2 separate regions of the Homo sapiens genome follow, and region 1 is linked to region 2. A link is a loop called in an ENCODE intact Hi-C map of the cell type or tissue named here. Cell type or tissue: sigmoid colon. All regions are shown on one strand. Links, peaks and the distances in the headings refer to the core of each region. The heading gives the core; the rest is flanking DNA. Region 1 has its middle 51 kb from the start of LINC02793. Region 2 has its middle 51 kb from the start of CLIC4.

Region 1 (2,907 bases), core at 158-2,657, 400 kb before region 2:
ACAAGCAGAGATTTCTTTTCTTTTTTTGAAATGAGACAACCACACATTTGGATAGTGTTTCTATATTCACCATCCATTTTTTTTTTTTTTTGAGACAGAGTCTCGCTCTGTTGCCCAGGCTGAAGTGCAGTGGCATGATCTCAGCCCACTGCATCCTTTGCCTTCCGGGCTCAAGAGATTCTCCCACCTCAGCCTCCCGAGTGGCAGAGACTACAGACATGTGCCAGCACACCCAATTAATTTTTGTATTTTTAGTAAAAAGAGGGTCTTCCCATGTGGCCTGGGCTGGCAGCAGAGATTTCTTGTTTGCACTGTCCCTTCTTTGACTCTGTCAAAGACCCTGTTTCTCCTGTTTCTCTCACTCTGCTGCAGCCAATGTTCCCCCAATTCCAGTTCCTTTCCTATGCAGAGCAGGTGGGCCCTGGGCCTCCTTTGTACAGAGCCACTCGCTCCCAGTCTTCATTCATGTATAGCATTACATGAAATTATACTTATTCTTTAATTTATCTTGGATCAAATTCTTGGGTAGGGCCTATTCCCCCTGACGAAAGCAAACTCTGGGACTGGTGGGCTGGGGGCTCTTTTCAGACCTACAGAATCAGAATCCCCCAGGTGAGGTCCAGTGATCTCTTTTGTTAATGAGTTTCCCAGGTGAGGCCCGGGGTGGCCTTGGGGAACAGATCTTGGATCTACTGATGCCTCTTCCAACACGCTTAAACGAATCGAGGCCACAGTCTGGACTCTGGGTCTTCCCTGTGAGATCCCAGTATAGGTCTGTCAGCCACCCAGATCCCAGGCTCCCTCATCTGCTTCTGCAAGAGTCAAGGCTTGCTGGCTTGTCCCCACAGAAGGGACACATCCCTTTGAACTTTAGGCTGGGAACATCAAAGAGAAACCCAGGAGTCCCTCTGGATGTCCTCACAGTTCTGGAAGCCTCCCTGCTACAGGCCCTGTGGAGATGTAGGGTGTGTGGAGATCACCCTTGGCCCAGAGGGGAAACTGAGGCCCAAAGAGAGAGAGACAAGCTTTGTTATTTGGCAGTGTGCTTCATATGGAAAAGGCAGTGCTGCAGCTGCCAGAAGCTGTGCAAACCAGAGGGAGAGTATGTTCTGTTACTGTTTCTGTTCACATGAGGAAACAAAAAAAAAAAGGGAAAGTTCAGGCTAAGTGCACAGAAGAAAATAATGGAAGTGCACTTAAAATGGAAACTGGGGCCAGGTGCGGTGGCTCACGCCTGTAATCCCAGCACTTTGGGAGGCCGAGGCGGGCAGATCACAAGGTCAGGAGTTTGAGACCAGCCAGGCCAACATGGTGAAATCCTGTCTCTACTAAAGGTACAAAAAAATTAGCCAGGCATGCTGGCACATGCCTGTAATCCCAGCTATTTAGGATGCTGAGGCAGGAAATCGCTTGAACCCAGGAGGCGGACGATGCAGTGGACAAAATCATGCCATTGCACTCCAGCCTGGGCGACAGAGCAAGACTCCTTCTCAAAAAAAAAAAAAAAAAAAAAAAAAAAAAAGAACCTAACAAAATGGTTAGGGCTTATCTCTGCTGGTGGAGTTGGAGTAGTTTTTACTTTTTTCCCTAAGTTGTCTGTATTACTAATAACAAGATATATTTGAATTTAGGACCAAAGGGAGGAAAGCTGTAAGTGCCAGGGATAACTGGGAACTTGGGGAACTCATGCTTCAGGGATTGTGTGCCCCTTTCCTGGCTTTGTGGCTGGCTCTGTGGGCTACCTTTCTGCCTCTGGGGCAGGTGGGCCAGAGAGTCACATCCCCACCTGTCTCCTGGGGCAACAAGGACTCCCACTCCTCTGGGGACACTGGTACCTCCTGGCCCCTCAGTTCAATGTGTTGACACCTGGACTGGGGCTACAGGGGTTTGGCTTGTAGGATCTATGCACAGACCATCTGGCCATTTGAATCCGAGCATGCCTGGCTGTGGATAGACAGATTTCTGATTACAGACAGATGCACAGAGAGCTGGATCTGGCTTGGGAAACACATGCAAGTGGTGGCCACCTCTGGCTGGAGCCCAGACGTCTGTGGCCTTATGGTCACTCCTGCTGAAAGTCTCGGGGCTAATTCTCCTCATCCCACCACACCACAGGCAGAGTCAACATAGAGATCCGTAGGTTAAGGGGTTGGGGGCTGTGGTTCTGTCTGTGTCTGCACAATATTTGGCAAATCATTTAACTCCTCTGGGCCTCAGTTTCCTCACCCACAAAGCCATGGAGCAGAGGAAGCTGACTGCTGAGGTCACTTCCAGGGCTGACATTCTGGGATTCTATTAATATTAAGCCTCTGCTGCGCTGCACCAGTAGCCAGGGCCCCAGGGAACTGCATCCACCCTGGTGGACGGACCCTGATGGGAGGTGGGGGAGGGACAGGACCCCAGCTGCAATGGCAGCCAGGCCTTTTAATAGCTCTTTTGGGGTGGCGTGGGATGTGGTTGGGCAGGGCTCCATGGATGAACTCAGGCAATGTTCTCAGAATGTTGACTGGTTTTAAAGAATCTGAATTGCAGAGCTCAGGTTGAAAAGGGCATGGAATCTTATTCACAAGGTGATAAAGGCAGGACCATGAGTGAGTCACTTCCACTCTCTGGGCTTTGTTCCTCAGCTGTTCAAAGAAGGGGCTAAACTTCTAGGTCTCTTAAGATCTCTCCAAACATACAACACTGATGCAACACGACAGCAACTGTCGAGGCTGCCATCGGCCGAGCAGAGCCCGTTTTCCAGAGGAGAATCTGAGGCTCAGAGAGGTGAAGCCACTTGCCAAGGTCACACAGCGAGTTGGAGGTAGAGTGGAGCCTGGTCATTTCTCCTCAGAGCCTGCGCTCTTTGTGGCTCTGCTCTGCTGTTCCCTGCCCTGAGCTGTCACGATGCTCTCCCACCATCTG
Region 2 (2,907 bases), core at 271-2,770:
AGCACATGTGGCATGAGCCTTTTCTCCAGCAGCCCAGGAAGAAGGCACAAGGAACAACACTTTGTGGCAGGGGTAGCAAGTGGTACGCCAGATCCACACTATGTAAATGCCCTCGAGGGAATGTCCCTTATTCCACAGTAGGGATGCTGATACCCAGCGAGGAGAAGGGACAAAACCAGAACAAGAGCCGGCGCCTCCTGACTCCAGTTCCAGTCACTTGCCAAAGCTGCCCCTTGGGAGGGTTTGGCATTTGTGCATCGCAGTGCTGGAGTCTGGTGTTCCCCTTGGTAGGACAGGCTATGGGGACTGAGTCCTGGACCATGAGGCCAGGGCAGGGCCATGACACAGGCTGAGGGGGAGGCATGCAACCTACCCATCCAGGCCTCTCCCCAGCTGTTGCTGGGTCAGGTGCTGACAGACTTTCTCCCTGCTGAGCCCTCTGGCATGCTTGGAGCTCAGTGGTGATAATCCAGAACTTCTCTTCCCTTGGAGGGCTCTTGCATGGAGGCAGAGTTCTAGATAAGGACCTAGAGCTTTGCCCTTTCTTCCGGCCCACCCTCCTCCTTTCCTGGGGACTTAATGAAGAACACCAGGGACGGAAGTAGTCACTCTTGGGCAGGGACACTTGGCCGCCCTAATCAGCCTGCCTACTTCCTGCCCTGGCTCCTGCTCTGAGATTAAGAAAAACAACAACCTCTTAAATTTAGACAACTTCTTTGCCATACATGGGGGATGCTCACATACATGCCCTTATTAAAAATGTTTTTACCCAATCCTCACAATTTGGATGACAAATTATGATCCCCATTTTACAGATAAGGAAACTGAGGCTGAGCAAGATGAAAGATTTACCCTGGCCTTAGAATTAGTAAGTGTTCAGAGTTTGTTCGTGAACCTAAGTCTTTGTTTTTGTTTTGTTTTGCTTTGTTTTGAGACGGAATCTCGCTCTTGTTGCTTAGGCTGGAGTTCAATGGCAATGGTGTGATCTTGGCTCACTGCAACCTCTGCCTCCCGAGTTCAAGCGATTCTCCTGCCTCAGCCTCCCAAGTAGCTGGGATTACAGGCGCCCGCCACTGCGCCTGCCACCGCAACTGACAAATTTTGGTATTCTTAGTAGAGACGAGGTTTCGCAAGGTTGGCCAGGCTGGTCTCAAACTCCTGACCTCAGGTGATCCATTCGCCTCGACCTCTTGATGTGCTGGGATTACAGGCGTGAGCCACCGCATCTGCGCAAGTCTTTGGTTTTGTACTTTTTTATTCTTTATTTTTTAAAGGTCCTCTACCATTTCCAAGACATAGTCTTTCTCTGTTTCCCAGGCTGGAGTGCAGTGGCACGATCACGGCTCACTGCAACCTTGATCTCTTGGGCTCAAGCCATCCTCCCACCTCAGCCTCCTAAAATGCTGGGATTACAGGTGCATGCCACCATGCCTGGCCCCTCAAGTCTTCGGACTCCTAGCTTTCCCCTCCCTACTCCTATCCTTGAGCTCCTGTGAATGCCTAGAGGGAGTGTTATGTGATCGAAAACAGATGAGTGCTGAGATGTTCAAGCTGAATTTGAATCCCAGTTACATGGCTTACTTTTGCTGGACTAGTTACTCCACCCCTCTGGGCTTCAGTTTCCTTATCTGTAAAAGGAGATAATTATAGTAACCACCCATCAGGTTTGATGTGAGAATGACACAAAGCAGCCACATGTGAAGTACTTGGCACATAATAAGCAGAAAGCACTTAGTGAACCACAGCTGCTGTTTAATCACGGGTCCTGCTGGTGAGGCCACGTCTGTCCCGCAGCTCTCTGCACGTACCCTGTCTTGCTGCTGAGCCTCTGTTGCCTCCAGTGCCTTGCCCCGTGTCCTTGCTGGCTGCTGGGAGGATCAGATGAGATGGTGAAGGGCAAAGGGCATGAAGTATGCAGCTTTTTCTCTGCCGGGGTATGAATGACCACGCAAGACCCGGTGTGTTGGAAGTGAGGCTGCTCCTAAAATTTCATCATCTTCTCTGGACAGAAGTGAACTAAGAAAACCCCAAAGCATCCTCAGATATGTTAATACAACCTTCTGCATTCAAAAAGGAGGAAACTGTGGCCCAGAGAGGAGCAGGGACTTCCTCAAGGTCACACAGCAAGGCTGAGTGGAAGCTGGCCCAGAGCTCTTCCCACCTGGCCACATGATTCCTCTGTCTTCCTTCCCCCGAAGGGACTGACCCAGAGAGACCTGGAAATTGTTGCCCAATGTTTAAGGGCAATTACAGGATGGAAAAGCCATGTCTTAGCAGGAGTGGCCAGTGGAAGGATGAGTACCATGGTCAGGAGTCCATAGAACAATGTGGTTTTCCTGTACCCAGCATCACTGGTGGCCATGGGACAGTAGTGTGTACCCACTATGTTGCCCAGGCTTGTAGTATAAAGGACCAAGGCTGAGCATGGTGGCTCACACCTGTAATCCAGCACTTTGGAAGGCCAAGGTGGGCAGACCACCTGAGTTCAGGAGTTCGAGACCAGCCTGGCCAACATGGTGGAACCCCGTCTCTACTAAAAATACAAAAATTAGGCCGGGCTTGGTGGCTCACACCTGTAATCACAGCACTTTGGGAGGCCGAGTGGGCAGATCACGAGGTCAGGAGATTGAGACCATCCTGGCTTACACGGTTAAACCCCGTCTCTACTAAAAATACAAAAAATTAGCCAGGAGTGGCGGTGGGCACCTGTAGTCCCAGCTACTCGGAGGCTGAGGCAGGAGAATGGCGTGAACCCAGGAGGGGGAGCTTGCAGTGAGCCGAGATCGCACCACTGCACTCCAGCCTGGGCAACAGAGTGAGATTCCATCTCAAAAACAAAAACAAACAAAAAAAAAAAACAAAAAAAAAGGACCAAGGCCAAATGTGGTGGCTTACGCCTATAATGCC

What was found. Peaks named below come from ENCODE experiments on the same cell type or tissue, not always from the same donor. Only the 100,000 strongest peaks of a DNase experiment are listed, where the experiment ranks them.
Region 1: it touches region 2 in a loop (8-fold over the local background); 2 of 110 quality-filtered maps call a loop at or near these places.

The regions. Positions count from the first base shown.
Region 1 is chr1:25,090,948-25,093,854 of GRCh38, reverse strand. No RefSeq gene overlaps it. Among named protein-coding and RNA genes, the nearest start is that of LINC02793, 51 kb to the right of the region's middle. RefSeq lists enhancers at 2,050-2,907, 2,812-2,907. In sigmoid colon, for the core only: no CTCF peak of the experiment used is centred there; no DNase peak of the experiment used is centred there.
Region 2 is chr1:24,693,305-24,696,211 of GRCh38, reverse strand. No RefSeq gene overlaps it. Among named protein-coding and RNA genes, the nearest start is that of CLIC4, 51 kb to the left of the region's middle. RefSeq lists a silencer at 588-707. In sigmoid colon, for the core only: no CTCF peak of the experiment used is centred there; a DNase peak (open chromatin) is centred at 1,793; H3K27ac peaks cover 1,348 bases.